Linked DNA regions of Mus musculus: region 2 is linked to region 1. The links are chromatin loops, found by intact Hi-C in ENCODE. Cell type or tissue: left cerebral cortex. All regions are shown on one strand. Each heading gives the region's core, and the rest is flanking DNA. Links, peaks and the distances in the headings are about the cores only.

What was found. Peaks named below come from ENCODE experiments on the same cell type or tissue, not always from the same donor. Only the 100,000 strongest peaks of a DNase experiment are listed, where the experiment ranks them.
Region 2: it touches region 1 in a loop (5-fold over the local background); 2 of 42 quality-filtered maps call a loop at or near these places.

Annotation. Positions count from the first base shown.
Region 1 is chr2:96,708,681-96,719,314 of GRCm38, forward strand. The region is part of intron 2 of Lrrc4c (leucine rich repeat containing 4C); the gene reads left to right. Among named protein-coding and RNA genes, the nearest start is that of Lrrc4c, 400 kb to the left of the region's middle. In left cerebral cortex, for the core only: no CTCF peak of the experiment used is centred there; DNase peaks (open chromatin) are centred at 5,883, 6,115 and 8,882; H3K27ac peaks cover 4,734 bases.
Region 2 is chr2:96,848,179-96,858,812 of GRCm38, forward strand. The region is part of intron 3 of Lrrc4c (leucine rich repeat containing 4C); the gene reads left to right. Among named protein-coding and RNA genes, the nearest start is that of Gm22313, 380 kb to the right of the region's middle. In left cerebral cortex, for the core only: no CTCF peak of the experiment used is centred there; DNase peaks (open chromatin) are centred at 5,187, 5,483, 5,789, 6,299 and 1 more place; H3K27ac peaks cover 1,497 bases.

The DNA.
Region 1 (10,634 bases), core at 1,855-9,854:
AAAACTAGACTGCTCATGCAACATGTTCATAGTTTGCACACCAAATATTGTACACAGAATATTATGAAGACGTCAAAATTACTATTCCTGAGTAAAAAAAAAATATATAAATAAAATGAATTAAAATTAAACTGAAAATACTACTTCAAATATTTTCCTTTGCAGATCTCCCAAGACATTTTGCTCATTTACTCAAATTAAAATTCATTCACTCGTTCATTTCTTTGGCTTGCCAAGAGTAAATTTGCTTTTTGTAAGTAGATCTTTAAAAGAAAAAAAGATTTTTAGATTTTGCTGCCAAAGTTTTGATCATGAAATTGTAAAGTTACATCAGAACAAAATTCACTTTAGCACAGAGTTTAAAGTAAACTTTTCTGTGAGGGACAGACCATTTAGTACAATAGTCAGGATAAAGGAAAGAAAAACAATGGAGAAGACCTGGGGCGTTATCTCTACATTTTATTTTCTGCAAAATGCAAAGGAAGATGAAATATATGTACACATATACACAAGAAGAGAATGTTAACAACAGTGTGTGTGGGAAGTAAACCTGTTTTCCTGGAATACAGGACATTTTAATGAGAACATTGAAAAGTATAAATAGATAAGGATTCAGCTTACTCAGAGTCATTCCAGATAACCATTGAAAGGACGTGAATCCCAATTTTGAGGACACACACACACACACACACACACACACACACCCAATCAGAATTTCTTGAAGAAGGCATGAGGTTGTCAAAACATTGCTGAAAACTGTTAAATTGATCTATTATTTAACTCATTTTATCTGTTTATTATTTTTCACAAAGATGTGATGCAATTGAATAAAATCCACAAGTCTAAGTATGCATTTACAAGGTTTTAATTCTCAGGATTTCATCCACCAATCCCCCAAACACCACACATTGGCTATGCAGTCATTTCTCTGCATTGTTCTCTACTGTGAGAATATTGCCTTCCTTTGTGTCTCTATGGATTTCACTGTTATGGAAGTTTCAAGCAAATGGAACATGAAAGTCCCAGCTGGTTTGGTGTGGTTTCTTCTATTTTGTGTAAGAATATCTAGAATAACAGATATTCACTACTTTTCATGACAATGCATGCCCGATGATCTGCACCATCACATGATTCCAGGACATTTTGTTTAATCGCTAACGAGTGTCTCCCCACCACACACACTTTCTAGTTGGGATGAATAAGGAAACCTATGAGCATTTGTATATGTGTGTATACATGTGTAAATATTCATGTCTGAACATCTGCTTTCTATGAACTTTTTTTTATGATTTTCTTGACACATAGTCAGGTATGTGCTATAGGAACACGTGGAGTCTGAGTAAAGATGTAGTTTGCATTTCAAAGCCAACAATGACAGGGTTATTTCATCATTTGTCTCTCTCATAAGCAGTCTAAATGACTTCAGAAAGACAGAAAAAGAAACCCACAGGGATTCTTACAGTGAACAGTAGGTGGATACAGGGCAGTGATCTCCACACATTCTTTCAACTGTACCAAATTAGGGGATCTTTCCCATCAGTCTCTCTAGCTATTAGGTAAATGGTGAGAGGACAAAGCATAGGATTGGAATGAGAATTAAAAGTATCAGTAAACATTTATTTTTTGTTGTTTTTTGTTTGTTTGCTTGTTTTCTTTTTTTAAAATTTATTACGTATTTTCCTCAATGACATTTCCAATGCTATCCCAAAAGTCCCCCATACCCTCCCCCCCCCACTTCCCTACCCACCCATTCTCATTTTTTTTTGGCCCTGGCGTTCCCCTGTACTGGGGCATATAAAGTTTGTGTGTCCCATGGGCCTCTCTTTCCAGTGATGGCTGACTAGGCCATCTTTTGATACATATGTAGCTAGAGTCAAGAGCTCTGGAGTACTGGGTAGTTCATAATGTTGTTGTACCTACAGGGTTTCAGATCTCTTTAGCTCCTTGGATATTTTCTCTAGCTCCTCCATTGGGGGCCCTGTGATCCATCCAATAGTTGACTGTGAGCATCCACTTATGTGTTTGCTAGGCCCCTGCCTAGTCTCACAGGAGACAGCTATATCTGGGTCCTTTCAGCAAAATCTTGCTAGCGTGTGCAATGGTGTCAGCGTTTGGAAGCTGATTATGGGATGGATCCCCAGATATGGCAGTCTCTAGATGGTCTATCCTTTCGTCTCAGCTCCAAACTTTGTCTCTGTAACTCCTTCCATGGGTGTTTTGTTCCCAATTCTAAGAAGGGGCACAGTGTCCACACTTTGGTCTTCATTCTTCTAGAGTTTCATGCATTTGGCAAATTGTATCTTATATCTTGGGTATACTAAGTTTTGGGCTAGTATCCACTTATCAGTGAGTACATATTGTATGAGTTCCTTTGTGATTGGGTTACCTTGCTCAGGATGATGCCCTCTAGGTCCATCCATTTGCCTAGGAATTTCATAAATTCATTCTTTTTAATAGCTGAGTAGTACTCCATTGTGTAAATGTACCACATTTTCTGTATCCATTCCTCTGTTGAGGGGGCATCTGGGTTCTTTCCAGCTTCTGGCTATTATAAATAAGGCTGCTATGAACATAGTGGAGCATGTGTCCTTCATACCAGTTGGGACATCTTCTGGATATATGCCCAGAAGAGGCATTGCTGGATCCTCCGGTAGTACTATGTCCAATTTTCTAAGGAACCGCCAGACTGATTTCCAGAGTGGTTGTACAAGCTTGCAATCCCACCAACAGTGGTGGAGTGTTCCTCTTTCTCCACATCCTCGCCAGCATCTGCTGTCACCTGAATTTTTGATCTTAACCATTCTGACTGGTGTGAGGTGGAATCTCAGGGTTGTTTTCATTTGCATTTCCCTGATAATTAAGGATGTTGAACATTTTTTCAGGTGCTTCTCTGCCATTCGGTATTCCTCGGGTGAGAATTCTTTGTTCAATTCTGAGCCCCATTTTTTAATGGGGTTATTTGATTTTCTGGAGTCCACCCTCTTCAGTTCTTTATATATATTGGATATTAGTCCCCTATCTGATTTAGGATAGGTAAAGATACTTTCCCAATCTGTTGGTGGCCTTTTTGTCTTATTGACAGTATCTTTTGCCTTGCAGAAGCTTTGCAGTTTCATGAGGTCCTATTTGTCTATTCTTGATCTTACAGCACAAGCCATTGCTGTTCTATTCAGGAATTTTTCCCCTATGCCCATATCTTCGAGGCTTTTCCCCACTTTCTCCTCTATACGTTTCAGTGTGTCTGGCTTTATGTGAAGTTCCTTGATCCACTTCTTCAACGAATTAGAAAGAGCAATCTGCAAATTCATCTGGAATAACAAAAAACCTAGGATAGCAAAAACTTTTCTCAAGGATAAAAGAACCTCTGGTGGAATCACCACCCCTGACCTAAAGCTTTACTACAGAGCAATTGTGATAAAAGCTGCGTGGTACTGGTATAGTGACAGACAAGTAGACCAATGGAATAGAATTGAAGACCCAGAAATTAACCCACACACCTATGGCCACTTGATCTTCGACAAGGGAGCTAAAACCATCCAGTGGAAGAAAGACAGCATTTTCAACAAATGGTGCTGGCACAACTGGTTGTTTTCATGTAGAAGAATGCGAATCGATCCATTCCTATCTCATTGTACTAACATTTATTTTTAAATAGAGTCAGCCTCATTACTATGCATTGAAGTTGTTGGTGGGCGTGGCAATTCCATGATCAGCTTTTTATGGAAAATTTCATTTTCAAAGTGATTGCAATGTTTTACTTTCTTACGAATACTTCCTATTGATAATTGATTGGTTGATTTATTTATGTTATCGTGGATATGAAGATGAATTATATCAAAGATCCTATTTATTCACTGGGCAATTCCTATATTCTCAGACAAACTGATATTCACATTTTTTCAGAAGTTTTACTTCTGTTATTCCTTAGTTATTGTTGAGCTATTAATGTTCTTTGCATATTCTGAATATAAGACCAACATTATCTGATTTGAGGATGTTTTTTTTGTCCATTGTGCATATTGCCTCTTCACTTTCTTGGTGATTATTTTTTTAAATGCTTTTAATTTTGGTTAAGTGCTTTTCAATTTTTTATATGCACACACACACTAGTGTGTGTGTGTGTGTGTGTGTGTGTGTGTGTGTGCGTGCGTGCAAGTGCACGCGCATATTTGTGTATGCATGTATATGCATGCATGCACCAAGCCCATGTGTTTCAAGAAGCTATAGAATACCCTGATGGGGTCATTTCTTTCCTTCTGCCACGTAAGCTCTCAGACTCAAGTCAGGTCATTAGATTTAGCAGCAAGGACTGTAACCTGCTGAGCCATCTGAGCAGCTCTCAAATCTTACTTTTAAATTTGTTTCTCTGCTTGCTTTTGCTTTTAGTATTATACACAAAGAAACACTACCTAATTCACAATCACTATGATTTATACTCCCTGTAGTATCTTCCAAATGAAAACTATTTATTAAGATGTTTTATTTTGTTTGCTTTTATAGCCAGAAACTGTCACCCTGTAAGACTACTACACTTCTTCTAGAGTTCATTAGTAAAGATAAGTAAATGACTTTGTGTCTAGAGCCACTTTTCATGATGAAAATGTTTCAAGTTCTTCATTTCATAATCGGTACTGATCACAGTGGCTTCCAACACAGGGCAGCAGCACACTGGGGTACAGGTGTGGATTGCTTGGCTAGAATCACTCCAGGGGCAGTGTCCATTCACTAATATACCAAGGTACACCTTGGTATACACATACAATTTAAATCTTAGTTAAAACAAAATAATATATGGTAATAACCCTGGGATATACAGAATTGCTATGAAACTGAATGCTCTAAAACATAGGTACTCTATTTACTCTCTTTCATACTGCCATTGGGGAAAAAAAACAGCATTTTTTTATTGCATTTGTTTTTTATTTCTGTGTGTGGGTATTTTTGTACTCCATGCACACTTGGTATCCGTGGAGGTCAGAAAACAGTGTAAGTTTGTCTGTAGTTGCAGTTATGGGTTGTGAGCTATGATAAAGGTGATGGGCATTGAATCCAGTTCCTCTGAAGGAGAAGACAGTGGGCTCTTACCCATGGAACCATCTCTCTATCCCTTGAAATCACATCATAACAATGACATCTTTAATCCTCTGTTCAACCCAAGTCATATGCCATTATCAGTAGAGCTGTTGACTTGGAACATGGTCTCCACAGAGTATTGTATTTCACTTTCACCCCAGGTCTCAAGAATTAGAGTCATGAAGGATAATGTATGGTCCTTCTACTTATTAGCTGTGATTTTTAAGTTACATAGTCCCACCAAGTCTCTTTTCCTATGTAAAAATGCAGGCAATGATACTTACCTGTTTGTCAGTGAAGCCAGGAGGTAAACCACAATGAAGAGCAGGTATCCCAGCACATAGAACATAATGTTAACTAGGGTACTGGCATAAAGATAATAGAGAATTAATAATTTTAGAATTATAAGCACAAATCAACCATTGATATTTTTTTCCAAGGAAAGAGGCTAACACAGCATGGCTAGTTTATGTATCTTTTTTTTTTTTAAAGTAGATATGATGTGTCTGCCCTTTATTCATCCAACTGAGTGCCTTTCTGGTCTTTCCTCTTTAGAGTGAAAACCAAAAGCCACCAGCAGTTCCCTAATCCTGTGTCTATTTCTTCCTTTATTTCTTCAGTCTAAGGAGCAATGGCTACTACTTGAGATGAGAACTGTGGATTCAGAGTCTACTTGAAATGTACCATCTGGTTGGTTACGTTTCTCTCTGGGGTAAAAGACACCCACAGGGTGCTCTTTGAGTCACCCTTTCAAAGGCACACTGCCCACTGAGTGAGGAAAATATTTCCAGACGGAAGTCACCACCCTCAGCAGGTGGAGTCTCTCTTTTAGCGAGAGAAGGCTAATCTAGGCTGGATGGAAAGTTTTCAGGCCCTTCACTCCACTAGAATGTCTGATTGTTCCCACCAGAATCAGGTGAACTTCGCACCAGCCTTCTCTCATCTCCTCAACTCTGAGCGAGCACACATCTTTACTTGAAGTCAGCGGGAGCGCCCGGAGAAAGAGGAACATTTGGAAGTGGCAGATGAAAGGCTCCAGCATCAACTCATCCTTCTGTCTCCATGGTCTGGATGACTCTTCCTATTCAGTAGCAAATGCTGAGAAGTAATTATCTTTCCACTAGCTTGCTTTAAAATGCCAGGAGGTTATAAATATTCCCCTAGGAGTGAAACAGCTTGGAGATATAAAACAGGAAGTGAACGGAAAGGGTGGGTGAATGTCTTGTGATGCCAACCTCGAATTACAGGACACAAGCTTTTTATTTAACCAGTGAAGGTGTCTTGATTCCCTCTTCCAACTGAATGAAGTTGAAAGGAAAATTTACAAGATGTCTTAAAGTGCTAAACTATGTGAGTAACATAGGGGACCAACCTTTGTCACATGATAAGGGTAATGAGAATAAATAAAGTTGGTGTACAGTCCTGACCAATAAATAAGCAACAATGGGGAAAATATCAAATGAGCAATAATTTTCAAGAATTACTTCTTGAAATGTATGAAAGGATGTTTTAAGCAAAAGCTCTAGAGAAATAAATGTTAATGAGCTACAGAAAGGCTCAGTATTTGGAAGAAGAAGAAAGACAGGTCTCTAGCCTTGTGAATTACATAGTGCTGGTCAGAAAATACTGTATCATTTTCTGTCTAAACAGTGATAATGATATTGCAAGAAACTTGTGCTGATGTGTCCTCATCCCCATGGTACATAATGTAAAATTTACAGGTGAATAAATAAATATTTCCTTCTTTTCTTTCGGGCTATTGTATCAATGCATTCTATGTAAGTTTTTGTTCCAGTAATACTTATTTGTTAATCTCTTTTTCAAGGTTCTATGGCCAGTACCAGGACCTTTAGCAGTATTATGTATGTGTTTTACGTGGCTTATTTTTGAGTTCTCGCCGTTTTCATTTGAAGTTCTCTGACCCTGATGACAGTTAAAATATTGGTTTCCGCTGTGGCAACCTCAGGAAGTCCTAGATTGGTTCTAACCGAGAAGACATGACTATTGCTTACAAATATGGAGTTAAGGAAGAAGTCAAAACAAACAACAGACATTTGAGAAAGAATCTGCTGATTCAGTGTCATAGCATTTACCTCCATGACGAATCATGCACTACCAACCTTAAGGAAATCTTTGATGTATATATTTTATCACCAAAGAGTCCTACACTACTAAAGTCAATTGACCTCTTGATGAAGGTTCATCCATCTAGAGGAGATTTAATATCTTTTCCCTGGAATCCTGATTTCCCAGTGACAAACACACAAAGTGACATGGATTCTTCTTAACTCTTAATGAACTAACTGATCTTTTCATTTCTTTATTAAAATGCATATTGAATGCCTGTGTGATTTTTGCTTCATATCTTAGTCATAAACAAATATTTCAACACTATATTTTACTTTGTTCTTGTAGGCTTGTAATCCCAGCTATTTGCAAGGTTGATAAAGAAGGATCATGAATTCAATGGTTGTCTTGTGTTACAGTATGAATTCTAGGCTAGCCTTAATGACTTTCTCAGGTCCTATGTGGTGAGGTGGGATAGGAAGAGGGGGCAGAGAAGGATAGAATATATTCCTAGGTACTGCATTTGATTAACAGGCAGGGATACCCCATGTGATCTCAGTAATGCAGAAACATTAATGATGATATTGTACTGTCAGAAAGTTGTTGTAGTTTACAGCTACATGTCTTTATTCTCACTCCCTCCATCTGCACAAAGGACATAAGAATAGGAGTGTTTCCTCAAAGTTTAGTAAATAATGCACAAAGCCACATAGTCTGACCCACAGCAAGATGGATATAAAAGGTACTGTATTATGGTCCATTTTTAAAACTCGGTGGAAGGAAAAAATAATTCCAGCTTCCTCACTTAGTAAGTCTGAAGAATAGCAGAAATATTTACTATCTTCCAAAACAGACAACACTAACTACAGCATTTTTTGAGCAGAGGACAAGAAGTTCTCTTCACAACTCAATCGTCTCTTCTTTCTATACACAATGGTCATGTGTGAAGGCAAGAATGAACTAAGACTCTTTTCACATTCCTTCCTATGATATTCCTAGGTGGAATGAGCTGCATTATGCTAATGCAATCCCGAGCAATTATGTATAATCAGAATGAACTGTGTAATCCTAATGCTCTTCCAGGCACTTACGGACTAGGAGAAAGAAAGGATCCACCTCATTAGGTTAACTATTCTGATTCACATAGTCTTTTTATTCCAAAAGAGATCAATTGTACACAATTTTATAAAGTTTCTATAAGCATTTTATAGAGCCAAGAAGTGAAAATCCGATGGCTGCTGATCTTGAGCACAGTAAGGGACAAGCTAGGACCTCTTTTCATCTCCTGTTTCACAACTACTGTCTGTGCTGATTAGAACCAGGTGATGTCTTTCCATGTGTTAAGAACTAAAGGACAGCTGTTCACTTACTTCTTATCTTCCCATGGCCCATGATTTCTGATGAATTGTGTATTTCTAAATTCATTCCTTCACACAGGGCAGAAACATTTATCTAAAGAAAAACAAGCATCTCTGTGATAGACACAAATTAAAATGGGAAATATGGGTCAGTAAGATACTCCAACTAAGATTCTACTGCCCATTAGCAAACTGGATATTTCATTACAGAGCTCTCTGGAGATTTAAGAGGAAAAATAATGTGGGTGAGCCATAGAAAAATATTAGAGAGAAAATGGTATAAAAAGGAGCTTTGGGGAGGTGGAGAGACCAGAGCTGTGGCAAGGAAATGTGCATTAGACAGTGAATTATGTTTCAATTTTAATCTTCCCACCTACATTCCTTATGCTCTCTCCATGTGGCTCATTTTTGCTCTGACTTTTAAGTGAAAAAACTTAAAATTGTAAATTAGGGAAGATCTTGTTTTGTGTCGGAGCATAGTTAACTGAGGAGGCACAGAGCTTAAGACTCACTGATTATTCTGATCATATGACAAATGGACCTTTGAGTAAATCCAGGGGTGCTGCACCTGCGTTTTATTCCCATAAAATGCCTTTGCAACCATTCAGAAGCACATGATAACTACATTCTGGGCATTTCAGGAACACAGCAGATGTGCTTCCGTCCTGGAGCAAGGACCCCATTCTGTATCATAGAGGAAAATTCAAGACAAAGCAAAGAAAAAGCCCAAGACCTTCCAGTAGCGACACATTAAGTGAAGAGAGTATAGCTACGTATCGTCTTTCATTTAGGCCGTTGTGTTAGGCAATCTAAGTAAATAACTGTATTGTTCATTTTCCTTTTATCTTTAATATTATTATTCTGTTTTGGTGAGGTGCCCATGCCACAGCATGCATCTAGACGTGAGATGACAACCTGGGAAGATTAGTCTCCCCCCCCTCTCCTATGAGTTCCTGGGGTGGAACTCAGGTCACTGGGTTTTTGCAGCAAATACCCCCTAAGCCATCTCATCTGACACAGTTTTTTTTATCATATTTTTATTGGTTAAATTATTCATCAACATGATGTAAATGTTAAAGACTGGGAAATCAAATGCATATAAAATCTGGAAGCTTACATATATGTTAATATATGGTGTTCTGGGAGTTATAACTATGTGGATATGTGTATTTAAATGTAGAGGTAGAGAAAAGTGTGTGAGTCTGAGGGTATGCTTCTTATCACACTTGGATTCTGAGTGTAAATATGTAAGTGGGGATATGAGAATATTTGAATGTATAAATAAATTTGGAATTGTATGAGTAGGGGAGTGTACAAGTTTGCGTGCATGTGTATGTACGTGCATATGTATATATGATTTGGGATTGCTGTAATTTCTAAATGGTATAATAAAGTGATAATGCCTTGTAAAATCTAAAGTGGCATTTAATTCTACTTCATCATGATACACTCTTACAGAGAACACACAATTTAAAAGTTTAAAAAGTAAAGCAGTGCTTTAAGGATATGAAAAGGCAGACCATGAATTTGTAAGAAAGCAAGAGGGGAATATGGGAGGTTTGGGGGGAATAAACGAAAGGAGAAATGATGTAATTAAATTATAATTTTAAAAAAAGATATAAGACACATTAGCTCCTTAGAACTTCAGTGTACATTCAAGGGCATGAAATATCAAAGAAGATTCATACTTACTTAGTCAGATGGAATGCCTCCTATAGAGTTGAGTCAATTTCAGACCTTTTGAATTTCTAAAATGACATTTTTTTGCTTAAATTGGGACTGTTTTAAGGAAAACTATGTTTGGCATTTTAGTTTCAGATTGGGAACTTCCGAATGAAGCTGATTATTTTCCTTAATGTAAAGCTTTTCTTTTGCCCATATGAATGCCCCAAATTCTAATCAGAGGTTACACTGTCCAGACAGTTCCCACAATATAATGTTCATTTCTGTCAACAATTCTCATGCAGACTGCTCTTCAAAGGACAACAATGAATTAAGTCAATAAAACTTTGACTAATTTATGGCTACAAGTAAAATCTTTATAAATTTATATGTATGCATATTTCTATAATTAGAACTTGTGAAATCCATACAGATTCCAGTAAAGCTTGCTTATTATGTGTCTGTATTTGTTAC
Region 2 (10,634 bases), core at 1,043-9,042, 140 kb after region 1:
GTATTTGGTTAACATCATGACAGTATGTGTTTTTAGACTACACTCCCAAATATCATCAAAGCTATATTTTATTACATTACATGATCTCATTTTTGTTCCTGTTTTTTTCTTCCTCTGCTTGTTTTCAGCAGTTAATTTTATTATGTGTCTTGGGTAATACACTACATAAGGAGATGTTTAATATCTATTTGTTAGATCCAATAATATCTTCTATCTCCTAGAATACTCACAGATTTAGGTTCAGACAGAACATCTTGCTACACAAATTCGTCTGAGAATTGAGTTAACTACCCCACATAAAGAGACTACAAGGAACGCTCACCAGATGTCAGATGTGAACCCTATTTTGTCTTTTCTTCTGCCACCTTTACAAATAGAGGCAAGGCACAGAAGAGTAACTCATACAAAAAAGAACTGCACGGCTATTCATGTCGTTACTTTTTAACGTTCTGCACTATATTCACTATTTCCATAAATACACCTGTCAAATGAGTGGATGTCATTGTTAGAAAATGTTCATTGTCCTACAGTTTAGCTGCTATCTTTTGGGTTATTTTGTTTGGTATTTGCTTGTTTTGCTTTTAAATAGCCTTCCTCTTTTGAGTTTGACTTTCTCCCATGTCAGCTTGACACAAGCTAGAGTCATCAGAGAAGAGGGAGCCACATTGAGAAAATGCCTCAATAAGGTTAGGCTGTAAGTAGGATTATTACTTCTGGTCATGGTGTTTGAGCATAGTGATAGTAACCCTAACAAATAAGATTTCTATACGCTTCCATGTACTGTATTATGTTTCTATGAATGGATGTCTTCATATGTTGACTTCAAATATTATCTGCTGAAGTATATTGAATTAAAGTTAGTAGAATAAAGCTAGTTTACCAACCGATAATTAAATCCGTATTCCAAAGCATGAAACAAATTTAATACTATGTGAAAGACTAATATGAAAGTAGATCCTGTATCCAGAGTAGATAACATGAACTCATTTAAGCAGTTCAGAAAGGAAGATGTTGATTTCTAGCTCTGTCTCCTATAGCTTTAGAAATATTTATTAGATGTTATAGGAATGCCACACTAAATGTAAATTCTATATAAAGAAAAGACACTTTTGAAGTGTTTATTACCCCATTTGTGACATCTCTGTATACAAACTGTTATGATAGATGTAAGATCAGGGACTAAAGTGTTCTCTCTTTGGCCTATCTCTCCTAGTTGCATGCTTCCTAAATGGCGTGGATAATGCGTCCAAAATACCCTGCAGAGTATTTTGCTAGAAGTTCAGTAAATGTTTGCTGAATTGAATTGCCACATTAACATGTAAATTGTCAGATTGCAGAGTTTACAGCTTGTAAATCTTATTTTAAAAATCTAGGTTTACACAAATTTGCATATTATTTAGAAAATGAATAAATTAAACCCAAATCAGTGTCTCATTTATATGCATTTCCACACCCTCATTTGAATGGTTTAAAGTGCTACTACTGGCCAGCAAGTTTGATAGGCCCCTAAGCAATGTTCATATAGGAATTAATTGTTTCCTTTAGAAGAATGCCCACAAAAATTATTATCTATTACTTAATTTTCCAAATGAAAATTCTTCAGAAAATATAGCTACTACTCACCCACAATCTTTTAGCTCAGTGTTTGAAAATATATAAATAATTGAATTTCACAGACATCTTGGATGTTTCTCCAACAAATACTGTTGATCAGGTCATGTGAGTGAATTGCAAGCTACAGATATCGTGTTTTATGCTCTCCCCCAGTGCAAAGCTGTTGTTTACTGAATGGTCATTTTTGGCTAAGTTTCATCACAAAACCGTGTATATCTGAGTAGCTTTCTTTTCAGGCACTTGTGAATATGATTGTGGCCCTGAAGGGGGTAGGAACCCCACAGGAAGATCAACAGAGTCAATTAATATGGACAATTGGGGTTCTCGGAGTCTGAACCACCAACCAAAGAATATACATGGGCTTTACCTAGGCTTCTCTACATTTATGTAGCAGATGTGCAGATTGGTCTTCATATGGATCTTGAGTAACTGGAATAGGGACTATCCCCAAAGCTGTTGACTGTATGTGGATATGTTCTAGCTGCGCTGCTTGTTTTGGGAAACATCTAACCTCCCAGAGCCTTGATGTGACAGGGTAGGGGGGATACTGGGGGGGTAAGATGGTGAACAGGATGTAAAGTGAATAAGTTAAATAAATAAATAAATAAATAAATAAATAAATAAATAAATATGTTTCCAAGTTTTTTTTTTTTTTATTTTAAACACAAAGCCTGGCTTATTCGTAATTTCTCTTTCATTATCATTGTTTTATTTTAAAAAGTACAATTTATAAATATTTATCGAAAAACTGAGAAAGAACATCCAATATATTAGTTAAATTTTAATAGCCATGACTCAAAATAATGCTGTACTCACTCTGGAGCTATGTCTTTTAATTGAAGGTTTACGTTTGATGATGGAAAAAGTATAAATTATATCTCATATAATAGCCTATCTACACCAATTGCAACTACCTGCACAAATAATTTACCTGATGAATGGGAATCGTTTAGCGAGGGGATAGTTAGCAAAGTTTTCTTAGTTGGTTTGTTGTTTTTATTTTTGATTTTAAGGTAAGGGTTATTTAGAGGCAGCGAAAAGAATACACTTTCATCTTTTAAGTGACTCAGAAAGAGCAACATTGATATATTCATGAATTTAAACACACTTAAAGCCAAATCATGGCACCTTTCCAGATCCATCAAGACATCAGTTTACTTTTACTGGGAATATGAAAGGAGACTAAGAGAAAGCCAACGCTGCAGGAAGCTACAATTATGTTTTACAGGCTGCAATGTTCCAGGGTGTTCAGCGGATGATGTTTTTGTCTTGTCGTCAATAAATTCTGCCCCATGTTTCTATAATCACAATGCAGTTTTTACAGTAGGCAATTATTTTTAATTGTACGGATACGCAACCCCTTATTAAGTTAAGAGGAAGAGAGTTGCTGCACATATTAAAGAAACTGCAAACTCCAGTAGGATCTTTTGATTTCTAAATGATTTTGACAGTCTCTTCAAGAGTGGTTGCCCCATTTTCCTCCTTGAATTTAAAAAGGTTGTTTTTTTTTTTTTAAAGGGAAACTTCTGACAGCATAATCTCTGCATGATTTTTGTATGGCAGATTAGATAGTGAAAGGTTCCATCTACCACTCCCCAACCAATCAATTGCCTGAAAGACTAGCTCCATAGTTCTGCCATGCCTGTCTGAGTTATTTTATTTTTAAAAGAACATTGAATCACAACTGTTGAGAGCTGCATATTTAGGGAAAGATGCCCATCTCTGTCTCTGGAGGTTTCATTTAAATCGGAATGATAACAAGTTGAATAGGTTAAAAGTTGTTGCTATTTGACTGGAAACAAATTCTTCTCTTAATATTGCACAGTTGTGCATGTGTGTGCACACTCACACACACAGAAACACACACAGAAACACACGTGCACACACACATAAACACACACACACACAGACACACAGACAGAGACAGACAAAGACTAGAGAGACAGAGACAGAAAGACAGTTAGAGAAAGAACACCACCACTACCACCACCATACCATCAATGTTTATTTTAAATATGTACTAATCCTTAATTATTTCAAGTAAGATTCAATATTTATTTATTGATTGATTCATATTATTTTTTAATCTTTTTACAGTCCAGTAGTTATTTTCCTCCTTGTCTGCCCTCTGTTCCTCATTCATTTTTTCTTGCCCCTATCTCCAAGAGTATGTCTCCAACTCCCCTACCCCACCAGACCTGGGGTCTCAAGTCTCTGAAGGGTTGCCTGTGTCTTATCTCACTATCTCACTGAAGCCAGACCAGACAGTCCTTTACTGTATATGTGTTGAGGGGCCCATATCAGATAAGATATATATATATATATATATATATATATATCTGTTCCTTCTTTCTTCTTTTTTTTCTTTCCATCTTGACCAGTTTTCATATCAATTCCTCCTCCCTTTGTTTCTTTGCATAAAATAGAATATTTCCCATAGATATCAAACACCTATGGCATTTCAAATTACAGTAAGTCTAGGCACCTCCCCTTGAATTGACCCAAGAGGAAAGGGTCCCAAAAGGAGACAAAAGAGTTTATTTTCACTCCATCAATTCTGTTTTCAATTATATACTCCCTTAGTTACTGTTTCATAATATTTTTTCAGCTCTACTTAGTCTCTGTGCTATTCAGCTTTGCAAAAGATTTTAATATATGTAGCAGATAATAAGCTTCTTATAAACAAACGCTACTGGTCTTTATACTATACGTTTCTCTCTTCATGCAAATAATATATACATAGAGAGCACAAGCATGCATAAATGCAAATGCAACCCATATATTTAGACTGTAAATATTATGTATACATGTCTGGTAATGTGTTTTGTGTATATAAATTTCACTATGCATTCATTGAGATGAAGAAGACAGAAAACATAATTTTTCTTATACATCATTACATTTACTGGAAATGTTATATTATACTATGTATTGTATTTCATAAATTATATTATGAATTAAATCAAAATTTCCTTTTGAATAAACAGTTTAGCTAAGGTGTTTGACCTTTGACCTCAGAAACAATGTTTTATTTGCTTTTCAATGATATTATAAAGCATAATGACAAGTTTTCCATGAGCTATCTCCCTCTCCAAATTTACTCAGTTATAGAAGCTTGGCCACACTTAGTGAAAGTGAATTTGACAAATTAGATATCATTGTTCCAGCAAAGAAATGATAATTGATTGCCAAAAGCTTTCTGTTCCCCTCCTCTAAAAACTTAAAACTAACAATCCTCACAATGGACTTCACTCAAAATTAAATATATATATATATATATCTTTTAAACAAATAACATACTTGCATATTTTGTAATAAGAGATTGAGCTCATTTTCTACCCCAGAAAAAGGAAATTGAGTCTTTAGTCAAAAGGTGGCAGACTGTTTTAGCAACTCATATGACTATGAAGGATTCACTCTGCAGTGAAATTTCAAAGTCAGCCTTGTTTTGGTTCTTGTGATCTCTTCTTGCTCTTCAATCACATCTTCTTACCACAAAGTATAAGACTCTCTTTCTTACTCCTTACTGTATGGAGGAGTAACGGAGAGTGTTCACTTTGTAAACTCTGGGTTGTAAATTTTCAAATTCAAAAACACTGCTAGAGAGTGTTTGCCTCTAACAAAATATCTTGGACACATTATATAAGGTTATAGAATAACTTTAAATTCAGTGTTTTGAAACATTATTGTTTGACCTTCAAGGCTGATTAGAAATATCATCCTTTAATATCTATGTTGGATGAAGAGTGAGAGTGCATGTTTATCTTTGTCAACATACAGTCTGCATGTTGTCCCTTCTTTGTCACTACTTGCCTCTTGGTTCGTTTAATCTCTGGAATCCCAGTGTGTTATAGGATGCACAGTAGTGTCTAGTTTCACACCTCAGTTAAACACATCCAATGGCCATATGTTCCCTTATCATTGGTGCAATTTTGTAATATTTCCCAAATCTGCATATGTCATGAGACTTTTTTCTATGAACAGTAAAGTTTAAACAATATTTTTCAGAATTTTAACTATATTTCAATTCTTTGAGAATATGTTTTGTGTAGAGACAATTAAAAAACAGATATAAAAGGAAGTATTATCAAAATCATAAAGCAACAACCCACATGGCTTCACAGGAGAAGTCTATAAAGCCTTCAAATGTCATGCCGCCCACATCTCTACATATTTTTACAGGATTAAAAAAAGTGACAGAACCCTTCCTGATTCACATTATCTCCCTCCCCTCTCCTCTCTTCTTTACTCTCCAATCCCTTCTCTATCTCATGGACAGATCAGACTTAGAGCTTGTGGCATGTTAAGCAAGCATACTATGCCACTCAGCTAAACTCTCAGCCCCACAATCTTGATAACTAATTAAGGTATAAAGTATTAATAAATGCCAGTGTGTAGAAATATTTTGTTTCATACTGAATGTTCACACATTCTTAAACATTCTCTCATATACACTTATTCTTAATTACAAGATGAAAGGCATCTTACTTGGAAAGTCAAGAAACCATATTAAACCAACTATTAGTGCTGTGACAAGCAGATGTCAGTCTTTGATCCACTAATCGCTCCCATCCCAAATGTTGCTTCCATTTTCCCCCTAGAGAGTAGCATGTGACTAAGAATAGGACTTCACTAATTAATCACTCGAGCCTCTCTAGAAATCTGCTATGTGTGCAATCACCACATAGGCTTCTTTTGCCTTTATCACATATAGCTCTGCTACTCAGAAATATGCTTCATTAAGTCAGTTTTATAAAGAGCACAAGTCTATGTTCGGAAGAGAACAATTTTGTCTATGGTAATCATAAAGGGCCTGAATTAGAGTCATGGTAGCTGTTTAAAAAATAGATCAAAATTTCATGACTAAACAAGACCAAAGTTTCTTGCTTAAGAAATAGTTTGGCAAACATCTTCATGCTATAACCTCTAGAGACATGACTTCCTTTGCTTTTAGATGTCATGAAGAGGAACATCAAGGGTTCATGAGTCATACAGAACTGCAACTGTTATTCCATTGTGGGCCACATTCACAGCAGGAAATACAGCAGGTGTGATGCCATCATGAAGCCAATGAAAGGAAAAATTGATTGTGCATCTTTCATTTCCATATGTGTCTTCTCAAACTCCATAGGGAACAATAATTCCAATGGCCTCTTCAAAAAGTGTTTTAATGGTCACCTCCTCAATCTTTTCATTTTTTAAATTTTTAAAAATCTTTTGGGTGTTTCTGTGTAACAGCCCTGGATGTCTTGGAACTCTATTTGTAGACCAGGCTGCCTTGAATTGACAGAGATCTTCCTGCCTCTGCCTCCAGAGCACTGGGATTGAGAACATAAGCCACCATATTCAGCTCCACCTACACATTCTTAATAGAACTCTATAATATTCTTCCTCAGAAAATTTTTACAAAGATATTTTATCGTCCATCTATGTCCTTAAAGGAATGGAATGTACCAGCTGTTCTGGAATCTTCTGAAGGTTCCATGTGCCTAATTTTAGCAATGGCATGTCTGAGGTTCAGATGTTTATCATTTACCTGGAGGCACTAATTACTATGAAAAAAATCCATTAAAATTGGAACCACATAAGTCAGTTGAACATTTTTTAATCAAATAATTCAGGATGCTGTTAAAATATTAATTTCATATCTTAAATATTTATGCCTACTTGAAACCCACTAATAAATGGTACCTTGCCAATTTTCAGTGCAAGTCAAAGTCTACATAATACAACTCAGGTGTCTATCATTCATTAACCGCTCCAGGATCAGAGTCTACCTACAACTCCTAGCCTTAATCTGTTCCCTTTTTCTTTTCTTCCCAACCCTTCCTCCTCTCTCTCTCTCTCTCTCCTCCTTTCTTTACCCCCTCTCTAAAGTTCTATCTTTCAATCTTTCTTTCTACTTTGATTAAAGAATGAATTCAGAGCCCTTTAAGATTTAGTATGAGATCAGAGTGTATTGAGAGTGATACAATTTTAACAGTCTTTACCAGCCTGAATTTAAAAATATTCACAAAAATCTCAATTCCTAAGTGATGAATATTTCATAGAAACAAATTTGTGTGTACAGCTGTACTTTGTAAGTTTATGAAATATTTAATAAAAATTTTAAATTAAATAATAAAAACTGTCTAAAATTTTGAGAGCTACTGTTATAACAATTCTATAAATGTTTTTGATTTATTTTGAATGCCATTTTAATCATATAACTTAAGCAGGGTAAAAAACATTTTATTCCTTTTGGATAAAAAAATTGATTTTATAAATCTGGAAGTAAAGTCTTAGTTTGGACAGTTTTATGCAGTATATATAGTTTACTTCTCTCTGATGAGAAAGTTGGATATTTCCTGTGTAGTCACTGAATCATTATGTTGATTGTTCTCATTTGCTCTCATTTATGATTCTGTCATTAGGTACTCACCTGTGCTTAGAATCTTTCTGACTTACTTATTCCTTCAGTCTACTAACGTCTGTTAGTATTGTTCCTAGGTTTCTGAATTCTAGAAAAAAATTCCATCACACCTGCTTGTTAAGTTCTTGTTTTCTCTATCTTTTAATATACAGAGAAGTAAAAATACATACATTATGCTTGCTTCAGAGCATCCAACCCTTTTCTCATAATACAGTGCATTATAGCTTTCATTTCTAATATAAAATTCAAGTTTAAATATAATTAATGTACTCCTTTGGGAAATGGGTAAATGCAAAAATGCTAAAGTAAAATTGCATATGCATTTGCTTGTCTGGACTGCAGATACTGTCAACAGATTCTGCTGTCATAATAAACGTGTGTGCTAGAAATTAGTGCTAGAAATTGTCCATATTAGAAATATCCTCTCAACTTCTGGCATGTTACTGATGTTTTCTCTTCCATATAAACTCCCTTTACTGTTTATAGGTTTCCTAATCATTCATTCTCCTCTGAATAATTTCTATTTTTAATTAGTTGTCTCTGACTCACTTCTACGATTATAGTAACATCAGATGATATGACAAAGGCAGGTCACCCTTTTTTAACAGAACTCCATACCTGAGAGAGAGACTATGTGAATGAATACACCACTTTAAACATGCTATTTCTTATCCCCTTCATAATTTAAAACTGTATTTTCATGTCATAACTTATTAACTAATTCTACTTATATCTAATATGTATAATCTAGATATACATATATTTATTTGTATAAGCAATAAAAATAATGCAGTGAGAATTTCTAGCTTCTATTCTCTTTATATTCCATCTGTTGTAAAATAAAGTACTTAAAATATTAATTGCTTCTAATTGTTTGTTGAGACACAACTGCATATAATTTGTTGTATTCTCATTAAATTATCTTTTAGAAATAAATATTAAACTACAAAATTTAGATATTCAAATGACATGCAAATTTTAATTAATCACAAAACAAACAAACAAACAAAAACTTGACTTTTCCCCACCACACAGAGCTCAAGTCAGTCTTGAAATAATATACTTCAAGGTAATGTCCTGAGTGTATGCTTTCTGCTCAGAATGGTTATTTATAGTTGGATCAATTAATTCCTAGAATCTGCAGGGTAAAGAATCCCTTTATCCTGTCATCCTATAGAGCTAAGTGTATGGTCTATGCTGAGCTGAAGCAAACTTTAAAGCTGATCAAACTTCTAAGCAAAATCCTGTATTACGATTAGTGATGGGTCTGATGCTGTGAAGTGAATAGAGGGGAAAGAATCATAGAGGGTTCCCAGGTTGGAGTTGGATGAAAGAGTCGTGGGAATGAACTGTATATCTGGGGCTTATTCCAACTGCCTTGGTGGCTGGAACTAGGTCTGAAATCTTGTTAGGACAAACCTTCTTGGGATACTTTATGCCTTTTCTCTTTTTAGTAAGATCAGATGGACCAAAGGAGCAGTTTGCTTTTTCAAAAAGCACCAAGAGAAATAAGATGGGAATTTCAGATACAGACCACAGAACTGACAAGTCCGGCTTAGAAGACAGGACCCTTCAAAGTTTCTGAGGCTACTCAGAGCTAATTTATAAGCGAGTAGCATTTATAGAAATGATACAATTTGTTTTAAGTAATTAAATTAGGTATGTATCCAAATTTGGCTAGTGATTAGAATTTCACTTTTATCTACATGTAAAAGCAAATAAAACATAAGAAAAATAAATAAAAATAGCTTGTGTTGACTTGATTTAAAAATTTGTATACACATCATTGTGCGTTATGTATCTGTCTTTCTACTGATTCTATGAAATGGGAGACTTCTAATTCACTAGACACACATTTTTTCCTGTTTATAACAAACCTGTCAGGCATCTTTTATCTTTGTAGAATATATGAATGAGCATTTTCATATCTGAAAGACAGACAAAACTAACAGTAACTGGATCATAAGATCCTTGTGATAACAAATTAAACATAATTTTGCTTTGACAACCATAAATCAAGCATTTTATATAAAATGTAGGGAATGTGTTCTTTCATATATATTGTCTTACTTTAAAGAATGTGGAAAGCATTAAAATGAAAAAGCAATTTAAAATTGTGGGCCCTTCGGAAACCAAATCTGGTTAGAAAAAAAGTTTATATATTTGATACTTAGGTTTATTTACTTTTTTTTTTCTTGTTTCTTTTTTATTACGTGTTTTCCTCAATTACATTTCCAATGCTATCCCAAAAGTCCCCCATACTCTCCCCACACTCCCCTACTCCTGTAACACATTTTGCTGTATATAGCCTTAACTTTTACTATTACTCAATATATAGTATTCAATTTACATTATTATTATTATTATTATTATTATTATTATTATTATTATTTAAGCAAAACTCCGTTTGTTCTATGCTTTAGGAGATTTTTAAAGGATGAATAAAACATAAACACACACCACTAAGCATGAGCATTAAAAACTAGTAATGGAAGCATTTAGGAAATATTTATTTTATACTTTCCTATGGATTGTGAATGTAGCTCAGTTGTAGAGCCCACACAAGGACCTGTTTTATCCTATCAGTGTAAATACTAAACATTGGAGT